Linked DNA regions of Homo sapiens: region 2 is linked to region 1. The links are chromatin loops, found by intact Hi-C in ENCODE. Cell type or tissue: GM12878. All regions are shown on one strand. Links, peaks and the distances in the headings refer to the core of each region. The heading gives the core; the rest is flanking DNA. Region 1 overlaps ZNF462 (zinc finger protein 462). Region 2 has its middle 140 kb from the start of RAD23B.

Evidence for each region. A loop is a pair of places that touch in the nucleus more often than their neighbours do. Peaks named below come from ENCODE experiments on the same cell type or tissue, not always from the same donor. Only the 100,000 strongest peaks of a DNase experiment are listed, where the experiment ranks them.
Region 2: a loop joins it to region 1, with 2.3 times the contacts of the local background. A loop is called at or near these places in 2 of 110 quality-filtered maps.

The regions. Positions count from the first base shown.
Region 1 is chr9:106,972,363-106,989,043 of GRCh38, reverse strand. It overlaps ZNF462 (zinc finger protein 462), which reads right to left. Exons shown (of 13, transcript NM_021224.6): 9 at 14,771-14,907; 10 at 4,635-4,858. It overlaps LOC340512 (a long non-coding RNA gene), which reads left to right. Exons shown (of 5, transcript NR_126029.1): 5 at 12,390-14,211. It also overlaps the pseudogene RPL7AP44. Among named protein-coding and RNA genes, the nearest start is that of ZNF462, 120 kb to the right of the region's middle. In GM12878, for the core only: no CTCF peak of the experiment used is centred there; DNase peaks (open chromatin) are centred at 5,512, 7,363 and 8,233; H3K27ac peaks cover 455 bases.
Region 2 is chr9:107,132,712-107,149,392 of GRCh38, reverse strand. No RefSeq gene overlaps it. Among named protein-coding and RNA genes, the nearest start is that of RAD23B, 140 kb to the left of the region's middle. In GM12878, for the core only: a CTCF peak has its summit at 7,234 (motif pointing right); no DNase peak of the experiment used is centred there.

The DNA of each region.
Region 1 (16,681 bases), core at 3,711-11,710:
AGAGAAGAGAAAGAAATAAAGGTTATCCAAAACTGGCAAAGAGGGAGTCAAACCATCATTGTTTGCTGATGATATGATCATTTACTTCAAAAACCCTAAGGACTCCTCCAGAAATCTCCTAGAACCGATAAAGGAATTCAGCAAAGTTTCCAGATACAAGATTAATGTACACAGATCAGTAGCTCTTCCATACATCAACAGCGACCAGTGGAGAATCAAATCAAGAACCCAACCCCTTTTAAAATAGCCGCAAAAAAATAAAGTACTTAGGAATATACCTAACAAAGGAGGCAAAAGACCTCTACAAGGAAAACTACAAAACACTGCTGAAAGAAATCGTAGACGACACAAACAAATGGAAACACATCCCATGCTCATGGATGGGAAGAATCAACATTGTGAAAATGACCATACTGCCAAAAGCAATCTACAAATTTAATGCAATCTGCATCAAAATACCACCATCATGCTTCACAGAATTAGAAAGAACAATTCTAAAGTTCAAATGGAACCAAAAAAGAGCCCAGATAGCTAAAGCAAGACTAAGCAAAAATAATAACTCTGAGGACATCACTGATATGGTTCAGCTCTGTGTCCCCACCCAAATCTCATCTTGAATTGTACTCCCATAATTCCCATGTACTGTGGGAGGGGTCTGGTGGGAGATAATTGAATCACGTGGGCAGTTTCCCCCATACTGTTCTTGTGGTAGTGAATGTCTCATGAGATCTAATGGTTTACCAGGGGTTTCCGCTTTTGTGTCTTCCTCCTTCTCTTTTTGCCTGTTGCCATCCATGTAAAACAGGACTTTCTCCTCCTTGCCTTCTGCCATGATTGTGAGGCTTCCCCAGCCACCTGGAACTATAAGTCCAATTAAACCTCTTGCTTTTGTAAATTGCCCAGTCTCAGGTACGTCTTTATCAGTAGTGTGAAAACAGACTACTACAATCACACTATCTGATTTCAAACTGTACTATGCTGTTCCTCACCAAAACAGCATAGTACTGGTATAAAAATAGGCATATATACCAATGGAACAGAATAGAGAACCCAGAAATATACCCAAATACTTATAGCCAATTGATCTTTGGCAAAGCAAACAAAACATGAAGTGGGGAAAGGACACCCTTTTCAACAAATGGTGCTGGGATAATTGGCTAGCCACATGTAGGAGAATGAAACTGGATCCTCATCTCTCACTTTATACAAAAATCAACTCAAGATGGATTAAGGACTTAAATCTAAGAGGAGAAACTATAAAAATTCTAGAAGATAACATTGGAAAAACCCTTCTAGACACTGGCTTAGGCAAGGACTTCATGACCAAGAACCCAAAACCAAATGCAATAAATACAAAGATAAATAGTTGGGACTTACTTAAACTAAAGAGCTTTTGCATGGCAGAAAGAATAGTTAGCAGAGTAAACAGACAACCCACAGAGTGGGAGAAAATCTTCACAATCTATACAACTGACAAAGGACTAATATCAGAATCTACAATGAAATCAAACAAATCAGTAAGAAAAAAACAATCTCATGAAAAAGTGGGCTAAGGACATGAATAGACAGTTCTCAAAAGAAGAGATACAGATGGCCAACAGACATATGGAAAAATGCTCAGCATCACTAATGATCAGGGAAATGCAAATCGAAACCACAATGCAATACCACCTTACTTCTGCAAAAATGGACATAATAAAAAAAATTTAAAAAATCCAGTAGATACTGGCATGGATGCAACGAAGAGCGAACACTTCTACACTGCTGGTGGGATATAAACTAGTACAGCCACTATGGAAAACAGTGTGGTGATTCCTTAAAGAACTAAAAGTAGAACTGCCATTTGATCCACCAATTCCACTACTGGGTATCTACCCAGAGGAAAAGTCACTATTCGAAAAAGATACTTGCATATGCATGTTTATAGCAGCACAATTCACAATTGCAAAATCATGGAACCAACCCAAATGCCCATCAGTCAACAAGTGGATAAAGAAACTGTGATATCTATCTATCTATCTATCTATCTATCTATCTATCTATCTATCTATCTATCTATCTATCTATGATGGAATACTACTCAGCCATAAAAAGGAATGTATTAATGGCATGTGCAGCGACCTGGATGAAACTGGAGACTAGTATTCTAAGTGAAGTAACTCAGGGATGGAAAACCAAACATGGTATGTTCTCACTGATATGTGGGAGCTAAGCTATCAGGAAAAAAAGCCTAAGAATAATACAATGGACTTTGGGGACTTGGGAGGAAGGGTGGAGGGGGGCAAGGGATAAAAGACTACAAATAGGGTGCAGTGTATACTGCTGGGGTGATGGGTGCACCAAAATCTCACAAATCACCACTAAAGAAATTACTCATGTAACCAAATGCCACTTGTATCGCAATACTCAATGGAAAAATAATTTTTAAAAAAGACCGTGTCTAAGATGCAAAGTATAATTAGTGGTTTTGTAATATGTTTTAGGTCTTTGGGAACACAGCTGCCATTATGATAGGTACATCTATTATTATATTTGAACACAATTCAATTAACAAATACTCTAAGGAATGTATTGGGTCTCAAAGTGGAGGAGATACAGGACTTCATTTAATCTTACAAAACTTCTGAGAAAGGTATAACAATTCCCATTTACGAACTGGAAAACAGACCCAGAAATTTAAGTAATTTGTTGAAATATGCACAGTAAATGGTGGAGACAAGATTAAAACCCAGATCTTTTTGGTTCAAAAGCTCTTAATTGGGCCCTATGTTCCTGAGCAACTCATTTCCATGATCCATACCTCAAAGCCTCAGCCTTCCGCCCACTGCTGAGGAACCCTCTGGTTCTATGGTTTCTAACATTTTCTGGATTTCCTCAGTGATTTGCAAGCTACCGTGCAACAACTAGAGAAGAATCTTCTTTCTGATTTGTTCTGTCTGAAAATATCAGCCCGGAGGCTTAAACACTGTAATAAAAAGGTCTGAGGTAGTTACGTAAATAAGATACATGTGAATAATTATAGAAAGCTTTGTTTGAAAAAGATGAGTAATTTACCCTTAAGTTTGGGGAAGAAATGCCCAGGAAGTTTGAAAAAGAAAGGATATGAAAAATTTTAAGTGAGGTAATTCAGGCTTTTCCTCTTTGCTTCATTTTCTCGGGCAGACACATTGGAAAATAAGTGCATTCCAAAGCAGAGAAGTTACCATTAAACTGGTCCATTGTGGACAGGTGACAAAGCTCAGCCTTCTCTCTCAACACCCCACAGAACAATTCTAACCCATGGGTGCAGATGATTCAGACTAAATTCTTTATAATGTGGGTTTGTAAGGCCAGAAAAGAAGGACTATATTTCCACTCATGAGGATACAGAGCAAGGAAAAAGCAAACAATATCAAAAGTGCTTCTCCTTGTGCCTTCAGTAAATACTCAATAGATATTTTGGACTTGTTGGCTAATTAAAAAGCATTTTGATAGGCTCTTGTCATTAAACAAATACTAATTATAGCTCCTTCTGTACTCTGGGCAATACCAGAAATGATCATCTCAGTTCATGAGATGCCAGATGAGCCCTGTGCAGAGTGAGGAAGTTGTCCTGTGTGATTTCTACCCTCTGATCGGCAAACCTCTGGAAGAGAATTTTTTTTCACAAATCCTCTATTTTATGTCCTGTACTAATGTATTCATTCTCGAGTCTCCTTCCTCCCAAAACATATATTTTACAATCCTTATAATGTTCAGACATACTGGGTAATGCCTTGACAAATCTTTGTAGTTAGCAAAATATTGGAAACCACCTACACGATTGAGGAACACAGAGGTAATTCTATCAGAACAGGGGTTGGCAACTGTGGGCCCACAGCCTGTTGCCTGTCTTTGTAAATAAACTTTTACTGGAACATAGTCATGTTGGCTCATTTATGTATTGTCTATGGCTGCTTTCTTTCTTTTTTTGTCGCCCACGCTCCAGTGCAGTGGTGCTATCTCACTTCACTGCAACCTCCACCTCCCAGGCTCAAGTGATCCTCCCTCCTCAGCCTCCCAAGTAGTTGGGACCACAGGTGCACACCACCATGCCTGGCTAATCTTTTGTATTTTTTGTAGAGATGGGGTTTCGCCATGTTGCCCAGGCTGGTCTTGAACTCCAGCATGGCTGCTTTCTTAATTGCCACAAAGACTACATTTTAGGCCTGCAAAGGCTAAAATATTTGCTCTCCGGTCCTTTATAGAAACTGCCAAACCCTGTCATTTAAAATGTATTAACATTTCAAATAACATAGCAAAATACTTCTTTTAGAATAAGCTTTAAAAAATGTAAGGTATCATGTTTTATGTATAGTATAATCACAATTACGTAAAACAAATGAAAGTGGGTCTAGAGAACAGACCAGAAATGTTCAGCATTTGGACTAGTGTGGTAGAATTATGGGTGATTTCCCTTCCACCCAACCTGTGTTTCGCAATTTTTAAAAATGACCTTACGTTTCTAATAGAAGAAACTAGACCTCACTTTAAAAGCTCTTTGAGTCCACATCTCCATCTGGTACACAGTGGTCGTGACTAAATGCAGTGGTGTCTCCCCCTTGGCCCCTCCCCACAAGTGTGCTGAGGCGGGAGCAGGAAGTCCTGGTAAGTACCTTATGCTCATCCCGAAGGTGGCTGTCCAGTTCCTCCGTGTGCTTGGTCTCATAGTAGCAGAGCTGGCATTTGTAAGGTTTCAGTTCATTGTGCTTTTCTATATGTTGCTGGAGGCTCTCATCACTGGAGCAGGTGAAGGTACACTTATCACAGCGGAAAACTACTCCCTGCAAGTATTTGGACAGTTTGGACCGGCAAACTTCAATGGGGACAACACGCTCTTCTGTGGAAACAAATTGAATGGAAAGATGGGAATTTTTACTGATGGCAAAACAGAAGTTCTTTCTTTGGAATACAAGAAGAAACTCACCCAATCTTGCTGCTCCTCGTGGATCTGGTTCCTTGAACTGACACACATGCACCCTGCCCCTCCCCTAACCCCCAAACAACATATTCCTCAGGAATGAGTGGGTGTTTTTAAGACCAAAAGCTCTTTGTGTACTTAATACCCAGAATGACCTATAAATAGAGGTGGGGTGGGCTAGTAGGTGCTTGCTAATTCCTGAATGGAGGTGATTAAGGCAAGGGGGAGGAATAGAAGTAGCTGCAATTTTTACCAACATTAATGATTACTGACAACAACCATTAGCATGCCTTCCTTCCTCAGCAAGTGCAACTGAGGCTGGACTTACAGATGTCTTTAATGGGGAAAGAAACTGACATTCACCAGGCACCTATGTTCTGGTACCTTTCTATCAGCAACTTTATGAGGCTGGAGTTACTCTCATTTTTACAAATAAGTACAAATGGGCAACAGAGTCTTTAAGTAACTCTCCAAAGGTCATAGACATTGCAGTTGGCAAAGCAGAGATGTGAAACCAGGTCTGCTTAACTGTAAATCTATTATTTCTCACTATTTCCAATTCCATTCTCATTTCCCCTTCTAAGGTATTCTCAAAGAGACTCTTCCCTCCTTTTGAAACTAAGGGGATTTCTCATCTAATATCAAGTCTGAAAGCAAACCTGTACACTTTCATTCACTAAAACTCCAACTATGAAGAGCTCACAAATGAAATGACTGCAGGCAACAATCGGGGGAGGTGGGGTTGCGCAGGAGACAGGGAGGATTTGTGTCTTTTTAGACAGTCTGTAATCTGATTGTCAGAGGGAAAAAATAAAAGAGAGAGAGGATTTGGGTGCTTTTCCCGTTAACATACCAAATGCTGTAGGGCTGGAAATGCGTGTGCTTGTTTATTTTGCACTCTCTCACCCTTGTGTTTAACTGCTCAAATTAAATTTCACACCAGTCTGCCCAGAGTATCAGCGCACACGCCAGATATCCATAACTGGGATAAAATTAAAATCTGTGCTATTTATGCAAGAATCAAATATAGCATGTGTTTTCATGCTGTGTCTGGATTTCAGAAGACTCAGAAAGTTTACAAATGGACGCACACAACATATACTTATATTATTTAGAAACAGCAATGTATTATTAAGTCAAGAAAGCATGATTTATTCCCAGAGTCACTGAATAGCAATGTTTCCAGGGCATCGGTACGTTGTACACCGATGCGACTCACTCTTTAGAGTCCTCCCTTTGTTGCTGGCCAGTGTGCAGGCTCTAGGGAATTTTCCCCACCCAATGTCATGCCTTAGTCTCAACCACAACACTCTGATTGTAGGGCAGTCACTGCCTTGGGAGTCCTTGAAGGCAGCGATTAATCGGCCCGCAAAATGCTGGGCAGAGGAAGCGTGGAAGGTGGTATCTGCAACATACCCCCTGGAGCTCTAATGCATGTTATTTTCCCTATACAAAGAATCAGTTGCTTATTTAGAAATATAAATATTTTTAAACCCAAGTATAGCAGACAGCTAAGAAACACATGATTATAATGTAATCCACACATTTTTTTAGAATAGCAACTGTTTAAGTCCTCTAACCATTCAGTTGTATGGTTTGGTGTAAACGGAGAAAAAAAAATGCTTTGGCATAAACTAGTAAATCTTAAGGAGCTCATGCTAGGATATTCTATTCTTGTAACTCAAGGTTTCTAAAAAGTAGCATTATTGAAATTTTGGGACAGGATAATTCCTTGTTGTGGGGGGCCAGCCTGTGCATTGCAGGATGTTTAGCAATAACTGTGGCCTCTACCCACTAGGTGTCAAAAGCACCCCCTTCTCTCCAGCTGTGACAACCAAAAATGCCTGCAGACTAACACACTCTGGGGAGGCAAATTGACCTCAGCTGAGAATCACTGCTCTAAGCAAAGTGCCAGGCATTAACTGCAACTACGCTGGGTAAGGCACTCATGGACAGAACCCATGAACAAGCTAGTGTCAACAGCAAGAGATGGGGCATGCAGGCTGAACCACGGGGAACTGCCCCCATGCTGGGGATATGCCTTTAGACCTTAGGAGTTCATGGGAAGTGTTGACATGAACTTTACTGGCATCTTCCTTGGGACTGCATCCCCCTTGCTCTCTCTACATTTTAGTTCCTCATTTATATGTTATCATCTCTACTGTTTCTACTTTCATTCTTTGGCTTTGCCCTGTCCTGCCTGCCTTGGTTCCGTTGACCTCTACGGTGAAGAAGAACAGCCCGGTATCATTTTTCATATAATGATGTCCCACACGCCTCAAAGATAGTCATTCAGTGACTCTCCAGTCTTCACTTCTCCACAATTAATAATCAGTTCTTTCAAACTTTTTTATGAGCCTCCTTTTCAATTCCTCTACCACTTAGGTTGGTTTTCTTTGCAGTTTCCAATTTCACTATGTGTGTCTAAGTGAATTTTACACAAAGTCATGAATAGTCAGAATAACACCCTGAAGTTCAAGTAATTATTCATGTGAACACCACTGCAGACTATTAAGTGCTCGCTACGGTTCAAGCACCGTTAGGTGTTCTACCCTTGACATAACTTTTTGTTCTCATAACACCCTGCAAAGTCAGTTCTATTTTCTTCAGTTTGTTGATGTGGAAACCGAGAACTGATCAATTAAGCTACTTCCTCAAAGTCACACCTCTGGTTCAGCACAAAGCTGTGACCTGGGAACACAGGTCTTCTGATCTCTGCCAGGGCCCTCCTCTTGGACCCCTGATAAGAACTCTCCAGTCTGTATGTGTGTGCTTATAAGCCTTTCATTCATAATATTTAAAAAATGCAAAAGCTACAGATTTCTAAGGTAACCCTTTATATCTGAATGTCTTTCAAGCACCTTCTACATTTGAGGAAAGGGTCAAATCCCTGCTGAACTTAAATCTGAAATCTAGAACTTCCCATTTCCAAACTAAGACAATGCCAGTCTACCAAATCTCTTAATTATGTGAGTTTTTACTGAGATATTAATTTTAGAAAAAAAGTTAGCTTTTTCCCCTTTCTAAAAACATGGTTAACATGACCAAGATAAAAATAAAAAAAGACAGACTTTAAAAGGTGGGCAAATGACTGACAGTGTTTTCTGAATGAGGTCATTCATTCTTGAGGCAAATGAAAGACATAAAAGTTAAAAACTGGAATGGTTCCAGGTATAGACTGGGCTCTGCCTTGGTTACAGAAGCTCAGTGCTCAGGGCTTTTTCTATGGGGGCAGTGACAACTGTGGGTCTTTTTGACTTCACACCTCTCAAAATTACCTTGGGTGAAAACTCAAGGCCTGAATCACACTCATTGTGACTCAGCTTCTAGCACTGGCTGCAAAAATATTATGACTTCACCAGTTCAACTACAAGATGGATTGTGTCTCTCATCTCCTCCTACTCAAAAGATGCTTGGTGCTGCAGCAGGACATAAAACCGAAGAGGTTGGGCCCGAGAGTAATGTCACATTGAAGCACATGTGTACTAAGGTGCAACAAGAGCTGAGAATAGCATGCTTTCAAGCCTCCATGGAGGTCAGTGGAAAATTCTGCACAGCTGCAATACAGAGGGTTCACTTCTGCTCAAATTGGCGAGAAACCACACCACTGCAGAGCCCAGATTCAACTAGCAAAAATCCTTCCTGAAAGGCACACCACAACATAGGTGGGTTTCCTTCCCAGAACATGCCAAGTCTACATGAAGCAATGAGATTGGAAGTTCTTCACTCCACCAAAACTTTGCGTGCAAATTGCCACTCTAGAGGACTGAGTCCCTCTTTGCACCAAAGCAAAGAAGTGACAAAGTCTGAGTATTAGAGAAAGCTATGAAGAAAATAACATTATTTTTATATAAATCATCCCAAAACATAGCCATAAATAGACAAACATAAACACAAGCAAAACAGTTCCTGGTAGGAAGTATGAGGTTTTGATGTTAGCCAGGCTGCCATCCTCAAGCTAGAAGGAACTGGAAATGGCACCTCTAATTCTATCAGGCAAAGGTATTTGGAGAAGTTGAAAGGAAACATGTAATTTCACTGAATAAAATTAAAGATTGGCAATCTCACTGTAGACTTTATTCTCAAGAAAAATGACACTGATCAGATAAATTAGGGGAGATTATTTCCGTTCCCAAGGCTCCCACTTGCAAGGTTCAGTTAAATGCGGCATTTGTCTATGTATTGGGAAACAGAAACTTTAAGTTAATATGCCAATTAAAGACCCATAGCAGTGATTACATGGTTCCAAAATTACAATGTAAATATGTGGCAAAACTGTGTTTCATCCCTAAAATCTGTGGCCAGTTTTTAAGGCTCACTATGGATGTGCAAGATACATATACATGGGCAAAGCTAAGCATGAAACATTGTGCTTCCAATGGTGATCAACTCAATAGGAATACCCTCATAAAACTATTATTCACCTGTTTTTTAGTCTCTCTTCTCGTTCAAGTTCAAATTCCTTCAGTGCAGAAACCTTGCCTGACTCTTCATGGCTGTATCCCTACAGCTTAAAACAATGCTAGAGCTTTCTCCTCCAGCTGCCCAAGATGTCAAAAGAAAAAAAGGCCAAGGGGAAGAAGACGGCCTTGGCTCCTGCTGTCATTAAAAAGTAGGAGGCCAAGAGGGTGGTGAATCCCCTGTTCGAGAAAAGGCTTAAGAATGTTGGCATAAGACAGGACCTCCAGCCCCAAAGGGACCTTAGTCCTTTTGTCAAATATTCCCACTACTTCTGGCTATAGTAGTAAAGGGCTACCCTATAAGCAGCTCAGAATGACTCCTGTGATTAACCAATTCACCCATGACTTGGACCCCTAACAGCTACTCAACTGCTTAAACTGGCTAGAGACAAAGCAAGAGAAGAAGATTGTTGGCCTGCATTGAGAAGAAAGCTGCCAGCAAAGGGAATGTCCCCACGAAGAGGCCACCTGTCCTTCCAGCAGGAGTTAATACTCTTACCACCTCAGTAGAGAACAAGAAAGCTCAGCCGATGGTGACTGCACATGATGTGGATCCCATGGAGCTGGCTGTCTTCCCGCTTGCCCTGAGTCCTAAGAAGGGAGTCCCCTATTGTATTATCAAGGAGATGGCCAAATTGGGGTGTCTAGTCCACAGGGAGATCTGCACTACTGTTGCCTTCACACACATTAACTTGGAAGACAAAGGCGCTTTGGCTAAGCTGGTAGAAGCCATCAGGACCAATTATAATGACAGATATGATGAGATCCCACATCACTGAGGAGGCAAGGTCCTTGGTCCAAAATCTGTGGCTTGTGTTGCCAAGCTGTAAGAGGCAGAAGCTAAAAGACTTGCCACTAAACTGGGTTAAATGTACACTGTTCAGTTTTCTGTATATAAAAATAATAAAAAGTCTCCTTCAAAAAGCCAAAAACAAAATAAGGCTGGCATATAGTGGGTGTTCAATAAATATTTGTTGCATGAATGAAAACCTACCAAAAGTCCTACCACTGACTTCATCCTTGAAAGAGAAGTTCAGGGCTTAATTTTTCCCTAGTTAAACTCATCAAATCATGGTCAATCTCACCAAACGTTGATCTGACCTAAGTTCACAGTTCCTGAATGAGATGGGTCTACCAATCCTTTGCTTCAACCTTTGCTAAATTAGTATTCAATAAGTGTCTCATCAGTAACCTGATCAGAATTTGTCCTGGCTTCCCATCTGTCTACTGACTAAAGTTCCAACTTCTATATTAGTATCCAGGCGCTTCATACTTTGGCCAGAACATACTTCTCTGGTATGCTTCCTATTCTCTTCAGGACCCCGGAAATGTCTAATAACATTCTGCAAACATGTCTTGCTTCCACCGACCTCAGTGGTTTATTAAATTGTCTCTTCCCTCGTGTAGTGGGTTGAAGAGTGTCCCCCATAAACTTAAGTCTACCTGGAACCCCAGACTTTATTGGGACATAGGTTCTTTGCAGATGGCAATCAGTTAAGGCCAGACTAGATTAGGGTGTGCCCTAAACCCAATGACTAGTGTTCTTATAAGAAGAAAAGAGGGCACAAAGAGATACACATAGAGAAAAAGCCCATATGAAGATGGAGACAAACATGAGAGTGATGCAGCTATAAGCCAAGTAGCGTCAAGGAACGCTGGGAGCTGTCAGAAGCTAGGAAGAGGCAAATAAGGATCCTTCTCTTGTGCCTTCAGAGGAAACACAGCTCTGTCAACACCTTGATTTCAGAGTTCTAGCTTCCAGAACTGTGAGAGAATACATTTCTATTGTTTTAATCTACACATTTGGTGGTCACTTGTTACAATAGTCCTTGCAAACTAATATGCCCTGCCTTAAGTCTTCTCTGCCTGTTGAAATGTTATCATGGCTCAGTTTGAAAGCCACCCCTCTCTACTACAAACAGAAATATACCTAGATACCCATCACTCACTGTCTTGTCTATACTACGCACATGCTCATCTCTGAGGAGAGTGGGTGCTGGGTCTTATGTTCCCCATTTTGCCCAAAGAACCAAGCATAGCGTGGCACGTAACAAGCAAATAATGAATGTTTGCTGAACACATGAGTAAACATCATACTCTCTTTTGCTGTGGCCAACATAAATCCCTGATTAGTTCATATTCAGATTTCCCATGAGCGAAGTAGATTCTCTCTCTACTTAAATATATCAATTTATACAGACAAAAAGCAATGGAAACTCTATTTCTGCCAGCAGTAGTTCTGTCTCTGGGCCAGTTCAGAAGTTGGTTTTCTTGCTTTTCATCCCACATACTTTAATTAACTAAGACCTCAGAAAGATCTTGTACTGTGGACCTGAGAGACCAAGGATGTCATGGATAGAGCAGGAAGAGGACAGGTGCAGAAGGAGCCATGTCTTGTTACTTTGAGATCAGCCCCAACTCAAAATTGCAAGGCAGACATGCAGCTCTGTCTCTCGACTTGTCAAGGTCAGCTTCCTACTGAGCTGCCATTTTGAGTAGAGATGGACACCAAAGCCAGGCCGGGACACAGATGGTATACATGGCTGTCCTGAGGCACTCTGCTGCCTGTGGATCCGTGGACTTCCCCTCTGACCTCCTCTGATAATTCTGTCTTTGAACTCAGCCGCCACAGCTACTAGAACACTCAACAGGGTGATACTACCTCTCTCAGGGTGAGAGAGTGACGCCTGGTGGGTAAAGGCAAGAGCTGTGGGTCAGACAAGCCTGGGTTTAAATCCCAGCTGGATTACTTACTAGACATTTCATGTTCGTCAAGTTGTTAGCCTTTCTGAATCCATTTATTTCCTCATCATGGGGGATAACAGTCATCCACCACATAGGATTTTGTGAGAATTCTATAAAATGACATACTGTAAAGCACTTAGCACAGTACCTGCTAGGCAAGCAACCGGCAACAGTAACCATTGTTGTTATTATTGTTAATGTTGTTATTATTACTATTAATCCTCAAATGCTCATGTTCATTTCAGATGGATGTTTTCTGACCTTGATAAGGACTCTGAAAATGATCCTTACAAGTAAACAGAAGAGACCACAAATAACCAGTGACAGGTAATGTGATGAGACATGGGATCAAAGGACTGCGATTGACTGCTTACCAGTTGGGTGACTTTGAGTGAGTGATTCCAGCTCTCATGTGCCCTGCAAAACTTACTATTGTATTTATGATGGGCACAATATGCACTACGTCACACACTGTGCCCTTCAGGAAAACCTGCTAGACAAATTCCTCTAGGTTTCAGTGTCTAGGATTCCTGAAAATTTCCTGAATGACAGTTCAAAAAAGTCTAACAAGCAGTTGAAATCTGGTTGCTTCTGTGGGTTTCTTTTCTACCATGGTAGGCAAGGAATCTCAGGGCGAAATCTGCAGCCCACTGTGAACAAGGGCATGGCACCTCATGGTATCCACTGGGTATCCAAACTCTCAGCTAGCTTTTTCATACTTAGAGGTGAACTTTCCACTAGTTTCTTCTTATTTTGCATTTACCCCAATTTCCTTATTTGTTTTTAAACCTATAGTTCGGCACACACGTCTTTAAGATATCTTAAAACCTTTGTGAAATGAAGTAGATGGCAAATAAGTACATTAAATTATTTTAAAAATAGTTTGTCTCACTCTCAAGTTTCACAGGCATACAACGGGAATAGAGTAATAGTATCCTTCACAATGTTGCTGGAAGATGAAGTGACTGTGCGTGTAAGCGGCACTTTGTTGAGGGTAGAATGCTATGGGAGTATTTGTGGTCGTAGTGTTTAATCTCTCTTTGCTTCCCCCTTTCTTGTGTTCTCAGCTCAGGGAGGGAAAGTCATTGAGCTTGTTAGGCATCAAAGCTCTGTTCCTGCCAGGCAGCAATATGGGAAAAGAAGGGAACCAACCACAGAAAGTGAAGACTCGCCATGTCTGCTCGGCAGCAGCCCTGCTGATGGCCCCTTACCAAGCTGTGATAGGGCACAGAGCCACCGCAACACATGGGCTGGGGGACCGGAAGCCAGGTGACTGAGGCGGAACACCAGGCGGGACCACTCGGGCCAAGAATTCCTGCCTAAATGTTCCTATGATACTTCTCCCAGCTTGCAGGTGGACATCCTAGCCAGCAACGATCTCATGTCTCATTAGAGTGCAAGGGGGAGGAGGGAAATCTGTGCATGTTAAATGTCCAGCCTTCCATTGAGTTTGCATGAACATGGGTGAGTATGTCACAAATGTATTGGCCAAAGGCAATGGCTCAGGGGCAATGTGAGGTGTGTTGCCAATGGCCCCCAAATACTCAGCATTTCAGAGTGAGTGACATCCCAGCAAGACAACAGATGACACTCATTGCTTTTGAGGCATATGTGACAAATATTGGAAGGCTTTCTAAGGTCAGAGGCGAAGGAATGAAGATAGGAGGGAAGAGGATGAAAAGAAGGGATGGAGAGAAAGAATGAAGTAGATGGAAAGATCAGTAGAAACACCAATCAAGACTGGCAATGAGTACTCCAGTAATCTTTTTCTATCCACCTGTAGCTTGAATCTTTTCAGGACGAAACAGATTCTACATATTTTTCCTTCCAATGCAGAGGAAGGCTGTTGTTTAACAGTGTTTTAATTGGCCAAGGGTAAATGCAACTCAAAGAAAGACCGAAGTGGACTTAAAAGAAGTATCACTGTTTATCAGCAGGAACCAACATTTATTGAGCAGTCATTATGCATCCATTATGAAAAACCACTGGACACTTTACCCATTATCTCATAGGTACAATCATCTCTTTTAATGGATGGAGAGGTTAAACACAGTGGGCTCTAAAACCAGAATTTAAATCCAAAGCCCATGGATTTTCTAATTATTATTAGAATATATAATAGAGACTATTATTAGAATGTATAATATACATTATTTTAAAGAATTCTCTCTCCCTTCAACCATTTCAAGGGAAGTTCCATGTTCTGCTTTGGAAATCATTTTGGTCTTCTTGAAAGAATCTCTCACAGCCATAGAGCTCTCCACATTTCACATTTGCTTTCACCCACCCATTTTGTTTCTTGTTCATTCCTTCTATGCAGTCTACGCAAGGCTGTGGGTGGCAGAATTGTCAGAATGTACAAATCCCCCATGCTGGGAAGCCCTACGGAAATGTTCACTGCAGAATCCATCACCTTTGCCTCCCTCCAGGTGGAGGAAATACTCCCAGCAGGAAGGTGTTTTTGCCCTTTTGGCTGTCACTGTGGTTATCACTGTGGTTTCTTGCCTGAAGATAAGGTGAGGAACAAGGCACAGGTGCTACTGCCACTCTGAGAGAGCATCCCTAGAAGGCCATCTCTGCTGCCTGCCCCCCGCTGCATCCAAGAAAACCAAGTTAGAAAGGTTACCTCGGTGCAGCACGATGTGGTCAATCATGTTGCGCTTGTATTTGGTGTGATAGAGGCAGAGAGGACAGCGAAGATCTTTGGGGCCCTCCTCGGGAACTGCTGAGTGCCCAGCTTCCACGTGCATAGTAAAAGCAGATCTAGGAGAGAGTTTGGGAGGAGAGGTGATGCGTGTAACCAGGGATCATTGCATTTTCACATTTCCTGCTGGCAAACCCGTTATATATGTCCAAGTGCGGCTCTCCTGCTTGTGGGGCTAAAAAAAAATCTGTTCATCATGTTTGTTGACCACCCAGAAACTTGGTCACTCAACCGAATCTGAACACTGTCAAATGGTAGTAACTTCTTTCTGGAAACTGTGCCCTGGGCTGGGTTCAGAGCTTAGTTTGAAAAGAAACAAATTCCCCAAACACCTTATTCTTAAAAATTGTCTGTTAAGAGTATCAAAACAAAATCCCAAAAAAGGAACTATTTTTCATCATGCTTGGGAGGAGAGAGACTATTTTAAAGCTAGGTTGACTTAGAAACTGCCTGTATAATTCTTCACAGGTAAGGGGGGGAGGACAAGTTGTCCAGGAAGTCAATCATCATGATTGATGATTAGGTAAACTAAGTGGTGTTGTACCAGCTTAAAGGTGGAATGGTACTGCTGCCTCTTCCTCCATCCTTTTCAAATCTTCAAAATTTGCAAAGCCTTAAATGTCTCATTAAAATCGATAAAGCCAAGACTTTAATGGGCAGGGACCCTTTCTTGTGAACCCGAGTGTTGCTCTCTGGAGAAAGTGTCTGCCTGTCTGTCGGCCCTTGCCCTCTGGGGTCCTCTAGCCTTCTCTCAGCACCAAATCACAAATGTATTTATCTGAAAAGTAACTGGAGCAAATTAATAGAGATAGAACACACGTTCCATCAAATCCCAGCTACTACGATGCTGGTGGGAAAGAGACTTCTTCTTCCAATTCTTCTTTTTCTTTGGACATGAAGCCTAATTTCCACAGCCTCTCGGTGTGAAGCATGTATTGAAGTAGTCTAAGGCTCAGATCCTGATTACAATAGGAACAGAAAATAATAGCTTTTTATCTATGATATCTAATGTCATATTATTATAATAGCTTTCTATCTATGATATTATTACACTTATTAGTGTTTGCTTTGTGCCAGGCACTATTCTAAGTACTTCAAGATACACTGGTTCATTTATTGCTCACAAGAGCCCTATGATGTAGGTACTATTATTATCTTTATTTTATAGGTTAACAAAATAGGGACACAGATAGTGTCTTAGTGACTTGTCCAGAATCACCCAGGTAGTCAGGCTCCACACTCTACACTTGTAACCACTAACCTAAACGCTATCTCACAGGATGAGATTCAAATGCAGAAGCTTAGATTACATCATAGGAAGCATTCCATTCTTAATAATTGAGTCCATCAATTCTGTCATCCACAGGGGCAAGGGTGACTATGGATTCTCTTTTTCTAGACTGGAGCAATCTCCCTATGATTGCTCAAGTGTAGTGTTGGAAGTGCCAGGGTCTTGATTCTCTATGTGTCTTTCAATACTACGATCTTAAGAATTAAAGAATTTTCTATCAGGGGAGCAGGGAAGACACTACTGCCGGATGTTTTCTCTTGACTTTGACTTTGCTTCCAAGAACATACTTTTTTTTCCAAAGCTAAAAAAAGGAGAGGAGACAGTTCTCTGAAGGGAAACACCACTCCACGCATGGGAGGAAATCATTTGCTTCAATCTTACACTACTTGAGAGCCCATTTGCTCCAATTTTAAAACTCATTTGTTCTGATATAGCTCTTCATCCCTTCCCAAATCCCAAAGCAGTCTTCTGAAACTACCCTCCTTCCATGAAGCCTGGACCCAACCCCTACATCATCACATGGGCAGGGCCTCCCATAAGCT
Region 2 (16,681 bases), core at 2,782-10,781, 160 kb before region 1:
CCTCCCTGGTGTGGGATATTTAGGCTGAAACCCAGGTGACGAGAAAGAACCAGTTATACAAACAGTAAGTTATGGAAGAATCAGCAAATGCAAAAATCAGCTGGGGAGATCTGTCATGGTGTGATCAAAGATCGAAAGCAGCAGAAGCTTTTCCTAAGAGTGATGGTGGCTCTGAGAGATTTGCAGAGGAGTGTTTCCATTACAATACTATTGCATTTGAACTTGGACCATCAACTTGGTGATCTTGGGGAATATTCCAGTATAGAGGATGAAACAGATTGTTCATATGCACTTAGACCAAAATTGATGGTCATTAGCGTCCAGCTTATCACCACAAACAGAATTAGACCCTCTCCACATTTTTTAGAGGGTCAGGTTTAATAGACTAATAGAGCAGCGGGAGGCAGACACAGTGTACTGTGATTTCAGCAGACCATTCGATGAGGTACCTCATGTTTTTATGGACAAATTAGAAAAATAATGGTGGCATTCTGGTTTAGCCAGCTAAATGGTTCCAAAGGAAAAACAAAACAAAACAAAACAAAAAACAGGGTCTTGGAGAAGAGGGTCTAAACTTGATATGTGTTTCTAGAAGATAAAACCAGGACCAAAGGCTGGAAATTATGGGAAAGCAGATTTTAACTCAGTATAAGGCTGACCTTTCTAAGAATAAGAGATGTCCTGAAGCTGCTTTGGAATTAGGACGAAGATGAGTAAAATTGATGCAGCAGATGGTGAATGTTTGGGGGACTGGTCTCATCCACCATGATAATCTAGGATTATAGATTTAGGAGAAATAACTGAACAATTGTTTACGTGCCATTTTCTCTCTGTAGTTTAATAATGATTTCTCTCTATAATAAAGGCTGTGCCAATCACCCAGGTGAGAAACCTCAGCCTCTTCACTTACTCCTCCCTCTCCTCTGGCCCTGACATTCCATCCCTTTGGACTCCTTCTCCTCATTCCCACAACCTTTGCCCTGGTGCAGACTCCCACAGTCTCTGAACTATTGGGGTGGCCTCCCGATTGCCCTCCAGCTTCTGCTCTTTTTTCTCACTGCTTGTGTGTGGCCTGAATAGCACTTTAAAAAACTGATATCACATCAAACCCCTCTAGTAAAACCTCTACTAGTTCTTCTTTTCCCCCAAAAAGTACTACACAATCTTTGGAATGTTTCCAAGGCTCTGACCTCGTTTAATGCACATCTGCCCTGCTCCACCCATGCTGTGAAAGTCCAGCCTCTCAGGCTCTCTCCAATATCACCTCCTCTAAGAAACCTCCTGTTTCCCTAATCAAGGGTAATTCCACTTTCACACTTATTCCCACACAATATTCACCTTAATTAAACAATTCATTCACTCTTTATTTTATTCATATATTGTTTATTCTTTTAAATATCCACTAGTGGTACCAACTATGGGTGATCTCTATGATCGGTGCTGGGGAAAAGTGAGCTAAGGTGAACACTGTTTATGTGGCAGGTATTACAATATATGTTTCATATTCATTATCTCAACCTTCATCCATCTCTTTGAGATAGTTACTATTATTATCCTTATGTTAAAGATAAGGAAACAGAGGTTTATAGAAGTTAACCATCTCACCCAACTAAGTTCATACAATAGGCAAGGGTTTGGGCTTGGATTCATACCCAGGCAGTCTGACGCCAGAGTTCAGATTTCCAATCAGTGCAGCAGCTGTCTCTCACTCCAGATGAAGGGGCATAGACAAAACCTTGCCCTGAAAGAGTTCAGAGATTTTGGTGCTTCTTGCTGCTGAAGGTGTAATTAGTATTCACTTATTTGTGCTTCAGACTATACTTAGCCATTTCCTTATCCATCTTATCCACTGGATTATAAGCTCTTTGAGGACCAAGATGGCAGCATACCATCTCATCCATCCCCACTTCCCAGGCACAGTTATTTTCATTACATTTGCATATTGAGTTAATAAATCATTAAATGTGTCAGACCAACTATGCTGCAAGTTTTCCTTGGTAATAGGATTTAATTATATCCCGCTCTGGGCCCTGCACAATGGGGACATTGACAAGCTGGTGCACATTCACCAAGAAAGTGGAGGGGGCTGTTTTGAATGCTATTTATAAACACTGCCTTCCTTGGCATTTATTTGGAATGTATTAAAATAACCTGTGAATGTGTTAGAAGATCTTTCTGTTCCCTACTTTATAAATGATTGTTTCAGTCTGAACAAAGCAGTTCTTTTTCCTTCGTATGTAGCATAGTGTTTACATCCTGATAATCATATCCTACTAATAATAAGGAAGCACATTACAGCTGTTAAAAATGGCATGAAGAAATAAGTTTGCAAAGTCAAGAGGACAGTAGGCACAGTGGAGTGAAGACACACGCCACTGTGCCCAGTAATTGCTTGTGTTGAGCATTTATTGGGAGCTCGCTATGTGCCTGGCATAGTGTTAAGAGCTTTCCATGTATAAACTCATATCATTACCTATTTTATAGTTATGGGATGCAGAGGCACAGAGTGGCTTAACTACAGGTCTTCACAGGTATTTACCACATTCTATCATTAGTATGCTTGACTTTCCATTGACAGGTTCTTTGGCGGCAAAGATGTTTGGTGCACCTGTATACCTTGGAGCCTGGCAGAGCAGAGAAGAATCTCACTGCACAGGCAGCAGGGCCCCTCTCTTCCTGCTCCCCTGAGAAAAGCTCAGTGAACACAGTGGCCTTGTTCTGCAAGGAAGACCAACACAATATTCGGAGGCTGACCCAGGGGAAGTTCTAAATTAAGCAGAGTATTTCCCCCATAGAATAAAACAAGGTGACGTTGTTGAGTGCAGAACCAAGATGTGGAGTTAGATGGTTGGAATAGTTAATGGCCTCATCCTAAGTGGCCACAATAGGTATGATCTTGCCCATGGGACCAGAATCCTCTAGGCATGTGGTAAGACTTGTTTGAATTTATTGGAAGAGCCACTGCCTCTGGTCCACCTTTTTATCATGCTCCTATTTCCCAAAAAGTCCCCTTTGGTTGCACCATCTCCTTCTTCGGATCTGTTTAGTACTTTTCTCTTTTCCTTTTTGTTTTGATCCCAGACTGGAGTACAGTGACATGATCATGGCTCACTGCAGCCTCGACCTCCCAGGCTAAGTGATCCCCTTGCCTCAGCCACCTGAGTAGCTGGGACCACAGGTGTGTGCCACCACACCTGGCTAATTTTTAACTTTTTTGTGGAGACAGGGTCTCACTATGTTGCCCAGGCTTGTCTCAAATTCCCAGGCTCAAGAGCTCCTCCTGCCTCAGCTTCCCAAAGTGCTGGAATTATAGCCAGGAGCCACCGTACCTAGCCTTTTTAAAACTTTTAATCAAACTCTTGCTCAGCCTGGGCACTTTTCTGTCTCTTTCATGTGAGTTTGCCTATCTCTGCTTTGATCTGTAACATGTTGATTTCACAGTTTTAATCTGCAGAGGGTTACCTCAGTCTCCTTATTTTAAATTGTCTTTTTCCCCCTTCCCTCACCCCTAAGGGTGAACTATATTATTATCCCCATTTTACAGGTGGGAAGGAACAGAGCCAGGTCTTCTGACTTCAAGCCTAGCTTCTCCCCCTGCCTCCAGTATCAGCACCACTTCAACAGTTCAAAGTACTTCCACTGGGGCCATTTCATTGTGCACATATAAATATCTTCAGGCGATGGCATGGCTACCGCTACAGCCTTTATGCAGGGCTGTGAACTGCTAGGTACCCAACCCAGGACTGCTAGGTCCTTCCTACCTCCTGGCTGCTTTGGTTCTTTCCTGCATGTTGAAGCTGAGCAGCCTCTAAGCCAGCCCCTTTCTTTCCTATGCAATGCGCTGATGGGTTTCAACTAGATGCTGGCCCTTCATCATGCAATCTTCCTCTGCTTGGCTCTGAGATTCTCCTCGTTTGGCCACATTTTTTCTCTTGTATACACAGAAGCCTTCTTGTACACCACCCCCAACAGTACTTATAATCACCTCTCCCGAGACCACATCCACACTGTAGTTTCATCTCTAATTCATTGTCTTCCTTTCCATCCCTCTGCCTCCTTCACTTTGCTCCTGCCCTGAGCATGTCTTCCCCTCTCAATGCACACCATTTCTCCACGTATTCCAGGTTGGCTGGAATCCTCTTCCTGCCTAAACAGTATGAACCTTCCTTTTCTCTGCCTGTTATTTACCTCTTGATCTGGGAGCACATCCCATTTATTATTAAATTTCATTTACACAGACCTCAGGCTCCTGTGTGTGATTTCCCGGCTTTCAGCTGATTGGATACCTTTTTTTCTGTCCCCAATTGCAAGCAGACGTTAGTAATCAACACAGAGGTTTTCTGGTAATCAAATTAGACAAGTGGGACTCTGCCTTTATTTTCTTCTTAATCACTGGGCGTGATAGTAATAATGTCAGCTCGAATAATCTGGCAGTGTGAAAATCTCTCCATGTTATTATTATTTTTTTTCCCCAAATCTATCTTAGTATCACCCTGTAGCCAGAGAATGCAAACCATGTTCTCATCCAGACTGGGCTTAGAATCTTTGTTGTGGACAGTGTCAACTGCTTCAAGCCTGGGTGAAGCTCATAATTGGATGGTAGTATATCACACAGGGATTTTTTTTTTTAATCCTTAACCATAGCTGGTAATGAGTTTATGCCCTGCAGCTACAGTCTTGATAGCCCTTGACATTTTCTCTTCCTTCAGGAGAGAGGCTACAGCTGCTGCTTAGCCCTTTGCTGGTGAGTGGACCAGCCTTGGCTGGAGCAGAAGAGCCGACTGCCACTCCTCCAATTCCTTAGGAGACCTGGGCCAAGTCACTTTTCTCAGTTGTAAAATAAGGGCTCTCATCTCTCAACTTACTGTTAAAGGCCAGAATAAGAACTGGCCTTTATGAACAAGGTCTTTGCCCTTTTAACAAAATTGCCATTGAAAGTTTATTCAAATGTTGCTTGGCATGACTGACACTCAAACCAGTGATTCCTTTTTACTAAAAAAAGAGGTCTATGTGACTTACTGTGTTTGTCTCTTGCCCTTGTTGTCTGGAACCTCTGAAATAAGTGTGTGCTCACTTCCAGGGCCCTCACTCAAGAGTATTTCTGACATAATGACCACATTCGACCCCCCACCCTCCGTCTTTATTACCCACCACTTATCTCTTTACCTAAGTCTCAAAAGTTTTATTTTTTGATATGTACCTCCTCAAGTTTTAAATGTAAGGAGATCATCAATAATAAAAGCAAATTTTAATGCCTTTCCCCCCCCCCAAAAAAATAAGGGCTCTCTCTGATCTCTGACTCTCTCCACTGGGTTGCTGAGAGACAATGAGCTCGTGTTTCTGGAGCCTGTAAAGCCACTTACATAAAGATGCCATCTAGACGGTGAAGTGTGTATAGAAATACAGTGATTAGTAGATGGTGAAAATAACAAACGTGAAAGCTTGAAGATGAGGCGAAACTCCTTGGGTCTTTCTGCAGCAGGCACAGAGCTCTGGCTTTCTGATATAACTAAGTTGTCCAGGGGGTAGCTGCAGGCCCTGAAAGGTCACATGTCCACTAAAGTGCCTGGAAAAGGAGAACCAGAAACCAACACAGAATCTGTGCGTACTTAGAACAGCGCTGCGTTGAATTCATGCTGCTGTGGTGGAGTGGAGACTGCACTAGATTTATAAACAAACAAAAAATCAGATATTTCTCACTTGCTGTTGATGTTGGGCAAGTCATTTAATTTAACCCTCATTTTTTTTTTTTCTGTAAAGTGGGTATAATACTACCTCAGAGGTTGTTTCCAGGGTATAAGGAAGAGGAAGGAAAATAATAATAATAATAGTAATAATAATGATAATGATAATAGTGGTTTTTAAACTAGATTTCCAGAAAAAAGGAAAAGCCCTGATGTATTGCATTTGCTGATTTCTATGGTATAAGGACTCACACCATGGCTGATTTCAGGCTACTAATGGTTTAACCACCGACTGGCAAGATTCCTGAATATTTCACAATTGGCTTTTGTGAGCCAGCTCACATAGATACCATGTAGCAAGTGCTTTGTATATTCCGGGCTTCTCATATATTATTTCATTTCAACTTCACTGCTACCCCACCAGGTAGTTTTAATTAACCCCTATTTACAGATGAAGAAATTGAAGTCTGAGATATGAGAAGCAGTTTATATAGGATTTTGCAAACGGTGGAGGTAAATTTGATCTAATTTTAGAATTCATGCTCCTTCCTCCATGCCAAACTAAGTAAGTGTGGAAATACATGACACTAACTCAAAGGATTGTTTCCAGGCAATAAGGAAGAAGAAGTGCAGCATATTCCAAACAGAAGGTAATTACTCTCCTGTCTGAGATGTGGGCAGGCTAGGTTCTCACTCCCAAGTCTCCGGGAGTTTGCCCTGGGCTTTTATAATGGCTTTTCAGAACCATGAAGAATATGAACCAGCCCAGCTTTTTTCTCCTGGTCAACAAACCCTCACGTGGAAGGAGGGTTCCACTTCTGCTTCCACTTCTTTATTGGGAACTCTCACACAGTTTTGTCAGAGAGGTATCGGGCAAAAATATTCCTAGGAGGCCATTAATTAGTCCTGGGAAGTAAGACAAAGCCAGGATTTGGCCAAATTCCAGCAGACTGTGCTGTCCTCCAAAATGGGAAAAAGAACATTCCTTCTGAGATAGTGCTTATTTTTGAACACTGGGGCCTGGCCCAAGTGACTTGCAGAGCAGAACTCCATGGAGAACTCTGTGTCCACTCTCCCTGGTGGCTCTCCCCTTTGCTAGCCCTGCCTTTGGATCCAGCCAGCCACTGACATGTTCCCTCCTATGGAGTCATGATCCCCAACCTCCAATGGGCTTTTAGGACTTCCTAGGAAGCTGTCCATGTGGCCTAGGTTTCCACGAAGCCTCTCCCATTCCCCATAGGGGCTGTCCCCAAATTCTCCCACTCTTCCTGAGACCTTGCTTTCTGCTTTTCCAGGAAAATAGAAGAAGAAACACCCCCAACAACTTCCTTCCATCCTCAATTCTGACTTCATCAGAGTTCTCAGCCTTTCTGCCTAGTTTCCCTCCCAATTCAGGGAAAGAAGTTTCTTTCATCGCGTGTGTATTAGTCTGTTCTCATACTGCTATAGAGAACTGCCAGAGACTGGGTAATTAGTCAAGGAAAGAGCTTTAATTGACCTGCAGTTCCTCAGGAAACTTACAATTGTGGTGGAAGGTGAAGAAGCAGCGAGTGCCTTCTTCACAAGGTGGCAGTAAAGAGAGCTTGAGAAGGAGAAACTGTCAAATACTTATAAAACCATCAGATCTCATAAGAACTCACTCACTATCACAATAACAGCATGGGGAATACCGCCCCCATGATTCAATCACCTCCCTCAACACATGGAGATTACAGGTCCCTCCGTCAACACATCAGGATTACAATTCAAGATGAGATTTGGGTGGGGACACAGTCAAACCATATCATTATGGAAGACCATTTCCTCTACCAGTCCCCACTTGCTGACCCTTCTTCCAGGACCAGCAAGAATCTCACCTTATTTTCTCCTAAATTTCAACTTCTCTCTACCAACTTTTCCTCCTCAACACAGAAGTTTATTCAGGTGTTTTCTCATTAAAAAATCCTTGTTCAAGCTGATATTTCATTCTAGAAACACCCATTTCTATTTTTCCTTCATGGCCAGACTTTGGGCAAGGGTTATCCAGTGTCTCAGGGTTTCAACTCACTGCAGTTGCCTGCAAAGGAATTCATCTGAAATATTCCATTTGAATATTGGCCATTTCCAGACCTGGTGAGCCCTCCCTAAACTCTAGCTGACTTGGCTTATCTGTAGCGATGGACAGTGTTGACTACTCACTCCTTCAAAGTGTCTCCTCAATTGGCCTCAGTGATACTCCTGTGTCCTGATTATCCACTTTTTTCTTGTTTCAGTTTTTCCAAGGGACTGTGAACTCCCCGCTCCCCAGGATTTGAATGTTGATTTCTTTAGAATTGGGTCTCCGGCTTTCTCCTTACTTTCAATCTGCTTTCCTTAGGGATCTCATTCACTCCAATCTATGTGCTGGTAACTCCCAAAATCTCATCTTCAGGCTTGACCATTTCTTCGTGATCCACATGCATATATTTATTTCCTTATGGGACATTTCCATGAACTCTCCAATTTCAACATATCCAAAATGGAACTTCTATTTCTTCCTCCATTGGCTTCTACTCCTGGGCTTCTCATTTTATGGAATGGCTCCACCATCCACTTAGTATCCTGAGTAAGTAACCTGGGTGTTATCCTCAACTCCTACCTTGTCCTTACACCTCACTTTCTGTGATTCTTCAGCTTTGCCACTGAAAAGCTAACCATTGCCCCGCTTTCCACACTGTACATTTTGGAAGGAAGTCTCCATGCCATACGTGTACTTAAGGAGTGAAGAGTTATGCTCCCCATTTTCCTGACTTTTTGTTTTTCTTGAGATAGGTTCTCACTCTGTCACCCAGGCTAGAGCACAGTGGTATAATTCTAGCTCACTGCAGCCTTGACCTCCTGGGCTCAAGCGATCTTCTGCCCCGGTCTCCCCAGTAGCTGCAACTACAGGTGTGCACAAAATGCCTGGCTAATTTTTAAATTTTGTGTAGAGAGTGGGTCTTGCTATGTTGCCAAGGCTGGTCTCACACTCCTGGCTTCAGGTGATCCTCCCACCTTGGCCTCCCAAAGTACTGGAATTACAGACGTGAGCCGCTGCACCTGGCCCTAACTTTTTCAAGTGATGCAAAGAAGTAGGGAACAGGTGGTGGCAATGGTGCCCATGACAGCATCTGGCGTGCAGTGCTGGTGCACAGCACCCCATACCTGGTGTTGGCAGCAGTGCGTTTCATTTCAGGCAGCTCCTATTCCTGAATATCTTGTCTGCTTAGCCGTCCTTGGCTCTTGCCAATTTTCAGAACCAATTCTCTAGCCTTCCCAGTGATTTGTAAACATCCAATGTTTCTTTCTTTAAATACCTTTTCTGCTTAAGTCTGAGTCCATTTCTCTTGCTTGCAGTTGAGAATCCAGACTGAAAAATCTTGTAGATTCAACTTTTAACATATCTCTTGACTCTGACATCTTTTCTCTATTTCTGTGGTGAAGAGACTGCCAACTCCACCCCCAGAATCTATTCCCCTCATATACCTTTGGATAATAGAACCCCCTGAGTTTTAGCTGGGCACGTGGCCACCCTGCCATGGACTACATTTCCTAGACTTTCTTTGAGCTAAGCATGACAGCAGTGATAAGTACAACCACATCTCCTTAAAGCCAAAGCTGCTTGCTGCCCTGGACTTTCTTTCCCCTTTGTTGCCGGCTGGGAAATGGCAACAACTGAAGCAGCAGCCTTGGATCCAGCAATGGCAGCCACATGTTGGGTTTGGCAGAGCAGGCCAGCCAGCTGGATTTCTGGATGATTTTGCAAAGCAGAGATATCTGCCCACCGTCAGCCACCCACCTAGCTTTGGCCAGAATTGTGGGAAAGAAATACACTTATATCTCATTTAAGCCACTGTATTTGGACCTCTTTCTTATAATAGCTTAGCCTGTATCCCAACCAATACCCGATGCTACCTCATTTGTCACACAATTTTATGGAGACTTTGCATCCCTTACTAGAACTACTCAACAGCTTCCTTGATGATCTCGTTAACTCCAGTGTTCCTCCCAACACTAGTCTATCCTCCATGTTGGTGGTCTCCAACATTTTTGGCACCAGGGACCAGTTTTGTGGAAGACAATTTTTCCATGGATAGGGGAGTAGGGAATGGTTTCATCAGGCATTAGATAGATTCTTATATGGAGCAGATAACCCTTGCATGCGCAGTTCATAGTAAGGTTTACACTCCTATGAGAATCTAATGCCACTGTTGATCTGACAGGAGCTGGAGCTTAGGTGGTAATACTCACTCACCTACAGCTCACCTCCTGCTGTGCAGCCCGGTTCCTAACAGACTGTGCACGGGTACTGGTCCATGGCCCCTGGGTTGGGGGCCCCTGCTGTACGTTTCCTGCTGAAGGGATATATCTAAAATTCAAATCCACTTGGAGAAACTTCCCATCATCCTTTAAGACCCAAATTTATTAGAATAAGACATGGGATCTGTATGATCTGCCAATCCTCTGTCTCTACTCCCCCTAGGCACCTATCGTTCAAATCATGCACAGATCACCTTGAGGTTCCCTGGTCATGGACCGCGATGTTCTGACTCCCGTTTCTTTGCTTGAGTGCTCCTTCTGCCCCAAACACTTTTCCCTTTCAACTGCCTCACTAACTCTTGCTTTTCTCCCAGCTCTCAGCTCCAGCTGAGAGTTCTTCTCAAGACATCTTCTCTGGCCCCTCCTCACCCCAGGCTGTGTTTTAGTTCCCTTGTGTGTACTTTCACAGCTCCTTGGGAGTCCCTAATAGCACTCACTAACTTGGTTACAATTTATCAGCCTGCTAGCCTGAGCTGCTCTCAGAGCTTCAGAAAACCAACTGTAGTCACTGTTGGACCATGTTTCTCCCAGCCAGAGGCCATCCTCCAACACAGGAGCAATGCTTCTCCACAAGGACTTTGCCCACAACAAGGGCAGCAGCTCATGCTGACTGCCAAGATCAATCTTACTGTCTGCCCTAGTGACATCCAGATCCCAGTTTTCCCTTTTCTTCTTTCAGAGAGCCCATTCTTCTCAGCTTGCACAACTGATCAGAGGTGGGGTGACTCGCTAAGTTACCAACTCCCAGCCTGAGATTCTACTTGCATCGTGCTCAGCAGTTGCCAGTAGCAGTCTCCAATGTGTAGATGGCAACCAGCATAGATCCTGGGCAGTGATGATGTGCGGTCACCAGCCAGAGAGGCAGGTGCTGGGAGCAAAGGGGAAATAGAGCAGAGCGGGGTGGATGTCCAGCTTAGTCTCTGCAGCTCACAGTGCTAGCCTGTGATTTCACAGTTGGCTCTACAAAACAGGCAGTGGGCCAAATTTGGCCCACGGAATGTAGTTTGTTGGCCCCTGCCCTAGATAATCAACAGAACAATAAATCAAGCCCTGGTTTGTAGTGTTTGCCAATTTCTGTGGTACAAATACTCCCACCATGGCCAATTTCAAGTTGCCAACATGACCCCACTGAATATTGGGCTGGGAAGACACGCAGTAGCACACGATTATGTAATATTTCCACCTTAAAGATACAATACGCGTGACCTCAACATCAGAGCTGACAGTAAAACACAGTGAAATAATAATGATTTTTGAGTATTTATTACTCTTGTTTATAATGATTTACTTACTTGTAAATTTCTATGATTTAGTATTTAATAATAGCTGAAAATTTAACAGTCCTTGGTCCGTAGCACACCACTGCGCTGGGTCTCTCACTACTCCAGCCATATGGGAGGGAATCGAGAAAAGACACCCAAAAGAGAGATCTGACACAGATCTCTTGACATGGAAGCTTTGACATAGAAGGTTTAAACTCTTCTATTCCTTCCACTGAAGACTTTATCTCCTAGGCAATGTCCAATTGGGATCTTAGTCTCACAAAGATGAGATATTTTTCCTTCGGGACAGAGTGAAAGGGGTTTTTGAGCACCCCCTAGTGGTTACAGTGTGTCACCAATATGAACTCCACATATTCTGTGTTCTTTTGCGTTCTACTCCCATTAGGTGCTGTTGGCCGTGTACCTACTGTGTGCCAGGTACTTTTTTGGAAACATTCTATACGTTTTATTGCCTAATATTTACAGCAAACTTGCAAGTCAACATTCTTGTGTAAATTTTACAGATAAAGAAACTAAGGCTCAGAGAGGTTAAGCAACTAGCCCAAAGGCCACACAGCTAGGTCACATCAGACATAGCATTCAAATCCTAGAAGTGGCTGCCTCCCAAGCTTTGTACTGTCTTTTGCTCCTCTTTGACATCTTTTTTTTTTAACTTTTATTTTAGGTTCAGGGGTACATGTACAAGTTTGTCATGTCATGTGGGTTTGTTGTACAGATTATGTCATCACCAGGTATTAAGCCTAGTAACCATTAGCTATTTTTCCTGATCTTCTCCCTTCTCTTACCCTTTGCCCTCTGACAGGTCCCAATGTGTGTTGTTCCCCTTGATGTGTCCATGTGTTTTCATCATTTAGCTCCTACTTATAAGTGAGAACATGTGGTTTTCGGTTTTCTGTTCCTCTGTTAGTTTGCTAAGGATAATGGCCTCTAGCTCCATCCATGGCCCTGAAAAGGACATGATCTCGTTCTTTTCATGGCTGCATAGTATTCCATGGTATATATGGACCACATTTTCTTTATCCAGTCTATCATTGGTGGGCACTGGAAGACAACCTAGGCAATACCATTCACGACATAGGCACGGGCAAACACTTCATGATGAAGATGCCGAAAGCAATTGCAACAAAAGCAAAAATGTGACAAATGGGATCTAATTAAACTAAAGAGCTTCCGCACAGCAAAAGAAACTATTAACAGGGTAAACACACAACCTACAGAGTGAGAGAAACTATGGATCCTTTGACACCTTTAATTCCAGTACACAGCCACCTCAGAAACAGAGGGGAGACTGATGTGGCAGGCACACTGGATGTCACGGCCTTTGCTTCCCTTCTCTGTTTCTCAGTTAAGTGGACAGTGGTTCTGGAGAACTCAGGCATGGGAAATACATGTTACAGAAGGTCATTTACAGAAACAAATGAAACCCTCACATTTCAAAGGTTCAGGAGTAAACTGGACAAGCAGACAAATCCAGTATGGCAGAGACAGGCCTTGCAGCCTCTAGGAGCTGTGTGTTGATCACCGTGCTATAATGCACATCTCTTGTCTCATAGTTGCCCAGTTGAGGTGGACTTTGACTTATGACATGGTTCTGCCACCCCATCCCACTTCATGGGCAAGTTAGGGAATATCCCTGATACCTTAGCCTCGTCAGATAGGAAAGCTTTCCAGAATAGACTAAAGGTGGAGGGGGTAGTGTATCAGTTCCTTATTGCTGCTGTACCAAATTACCATAAGCTTTGTGGCTTAAAACAGCACAGATTTATTATCTTATAGTTCTATAGGTCAGAAGTCCAACCCAGGTCTCACTGGGCTCAAAGTAGGGTGTCAGTAGGGCTGTACTTCTTGGTGGAGGCTTTAGAGGAACATCCGTCTCCCCGCCTTTTCCAGCTTCCAGAGACCACCCGTATTCTTCAACTCGTGTGCCGCTTTTTCCACCTTCATAGAAACATTGCCTCTCTCTGACTCTGCCTCCATAGTGGCAGCTCGCTCTCTGACTCAGCTGGGAAATGTTCTCCACTTTTAAGGACTCCATGTGATCAGATTGGGCACGCCCAGATAATCCAGTATAATCTCCCAATTTCAAGGTTTGTACCCTTAATCACATCTGCAAAGTCTCTTTTGCCCTGTAAGGATTTGGGGATTAGGGCATGGACATCTCTGGGGGTCCAATTTGCTCCATACCATAGAGGTTAAAGCAAACAACAGAACAACAGCTAGAGAGCACTGGATGTTCAAACCAGGGAAGCTAACATTCACCCTCAAGGGACTAGAAGTGGGAGACAGACTTAAGAAATGTGTACATTGGGAAGACAAAGGAGTAGACCAAAGAGCAAGGACAGAGCCAAGACCAGACAGAGAGGGTCTGCAATAGTTGGAGGACAAGCAGGGAATGGTGGAGTCTAACTTGTATGTTTACTGAGTACTGACTGGGCCAGCCTTGACTCCGTGGGTAATGGGAGATAATATCTTACCATTTTTTTTAACCTAACAGTTTTAAATAGGGGTAAGACCTGATCAAATCTGTATTGCAGAAAGAAAAGTCTGATGGCAAGACTAGGGGGTAGATTGGAGGTGCCAACCCTGAAAGCAGAGAGACCAGTTACAAGAAAAGAGGTGATGAGAGATTTACCCAGGACTGTGGCAAGAGAATGAAGACACGAGACACTTCCTGGGAAGTCAGGTGATGGTGCAGAGGATGCAAAGCAGTCGGTCAAACTGGGGGCCCATTGCTCCTGAGTCCTTCCTCCCTTTCCCTCTTGTCATCCCTTGTCGCTTGATCATATTTTTTATAGACTCCTTTTATTTTGACTCCACCCTCAAAGAGATGGGCACACTCAGGATTAGATGTTCATTCCATATACATTCACCCTCACCAGTATCTACCTCAAACACTTGACTCCAGCCTCTGCTGACCCAGCTCCATCCAGCTGGTATCTCCTTGTACTTCCAGACACTAGATGGGGAGGGAGGTAGGTTGAATCTTCAGTGAGGCTTCGCTGCACTCTCTGATCCTGGGTCTAGTGACTGGGACCTCCCTGCTGGGGCCCTTGAATGCTTCTCAATGATCTTTTGCTGTTCATAGGGGATGCCCTTGGAGCACCTTCCCAGGCACACATAATCTGTCTTTTCCCAACCATAGGACTGGCCTTCTGTCTTGGGTCCCACTTTCTGTGCGTTTCCTGCCTTCAGAGGGTTGGGGTGCAGCTTCCCACACCTGGATTTCCCAATAGTCATCAAGTGTTCCTCACTCCAGGGCAGTAGTTCTTGAAGGGTTGTCTGTGCACCTCTGCAGGGTCACTGAGATCTTTTCAGGGAACCCTCAGAGTCAAAACTATTTTCACAATAGTACTTAGATATCATTTGCCTTTTTCCGTTCTCATTCTCTCATATAGTAAAGTTTTCCAGAGGGTATTAAAATAAAATGTGTCAACACCTGGAGGATCTCTGTAAATCCTGGAGTCGGGACTTTCCAAATGACCAATGCGTGATATTACAAAACACGCATGTGCAAGGCCAGGTGCGGCGGCTCACGCCTGTAATCCCAGCATTTTCAGAGGCCAAGGCGGGCAGATAGCTTGACTCCAGGAGTTCAGCACCAGCCTGGGCAACATGGCCAAAAACCTGTCTCTACAAAAAATACAAAAATTAGCCAGGCATGGTTGCACACGCCTGTAGTCCCAGCTACTAGGGAGGCTGAGGCAGGAGGATCACCTGAGCTCGGGAGGCAGAGGTTGCAGTGAGCTGAGATGGCACCACTGCACTCCAGCCTGAGTGACACAGTAAGGCCCTGTCTCAAACAAAAACAAAAACAAAAACCAACCAGTCAAACAAACCCAAAACATGCATGTGTAAAAGAACCATTCAAAACACAAGATAGACCAACAAATTTTAATGTTACTGAGTATGAAAAGTTTGTTGATAGGTATTCAGATGTCACATTGCAACTAATTTCTTTTTTTTTTTTTTTTTGAGACGGAGTTTCGCTCTGTCGCCCAGGCTGGAGTGCAGTGGCATGATCTCAGCTCACTGCAAGCTCCACCTCCCAGGTTCACGCCATTCTCCTGCCTCAGCCTCCCGAGTGGCTGGGACTACAAGCGCCCGCCACCACGCCTGGCTAATTTTTTTGTATTTTTAGTAGAGACGGGGTTTCACAGTGGTCTGCATCTCCTGACCTCGTGATCCACCCACCTCAGCCTCCCAAAGTGCTGGGATTACAGGCGTGAGCCACCCCGCCCCGCCACATTGCAACAAATTTTTAGGAAGCTACCACACGCTGAGTTTTGGTATGAAGAACAACCACAATTATCTGCAAAAAGCAGATAACTACCTATCTGTGTGAAGTTGGATTTTCTTTACATACTTCAAATGAAACAATGTATTGCAACAGATTGACAGAAGAAACAGATGAGGAAATCCAGCTCTTGATGTGCACAAAGGTAAAACAACGCCATTCTTCTAATTTTTTTTTGTTTCAGAAAACATAGTTTGTTAAAATAAAAGTATGTTATTTGTGTTAACGGATATTATTTTAAAATACATTAACAAATATTTAAAACATTTTCAGTTTTAATTCCCTATGCAGTATTGATAGGGCAGTTGGGGTTCAGCTGCCCACAGCTGGTCATTCACATACACAAAACTCTTTGAGGGTGTCAATAATTTGTATTAGTTGTTAAAAGGGTCCTGAGACCAAAAAATTTGAGAACCACAATTCCAGAGTCTCAGCTGGTGACTGGATTCCCTGCTGTGGAGCTTGGCCGAACAGATGAGATTCTTCCATTCTGGGATTATAACTGGGTCATCTTGTCTTCTGAGATACTGACAATCCCTAGTCCTATTGTCTTTCAAAGCTGTCCTGGCTGCACACACCTGACTGATTCCTAGCTCAAGGTGACTTTGGGCAAATGAACCTCAGTTTCTCTGAGCCTCAGTTTCCCTGTTTAGAAAATGTGGGTTTAATACTTAGGAAGCTGTTCTCCTGCCGCAGTTAGGAGGGGTAACTCTGGCTCCATTTTCTAATCAGTAAGCTCATTCTGTCCAAGAAACCCATTATGTCTTACAATCAGTTGCTGTCTTGCAATCACGGAAATGACATATTTGATGCCCTACAGCAGTGGTCTCCAACATTTTTGGCACCAGGGACCAGTTTCACGGAAGACAATTTTTCAGTGGGGTTTGGGGGATGATCTTGGGATGAAACCTTTCCACCTCACACCATCGGGCATTAATAAGATTCTCATAATGAGCAGGCAACGTAGATCCCTCGCATGTGCAGTTCGCACTCCTATGAGAATGTACTGCTGCTGCCCATCTGACAGGAGGTGGAGCTCAGGCGGTAATGCTTGCTTGCTTGCCACTCACCTCCTGCTGTACAGCCCAGTTCCTAACAGGCTG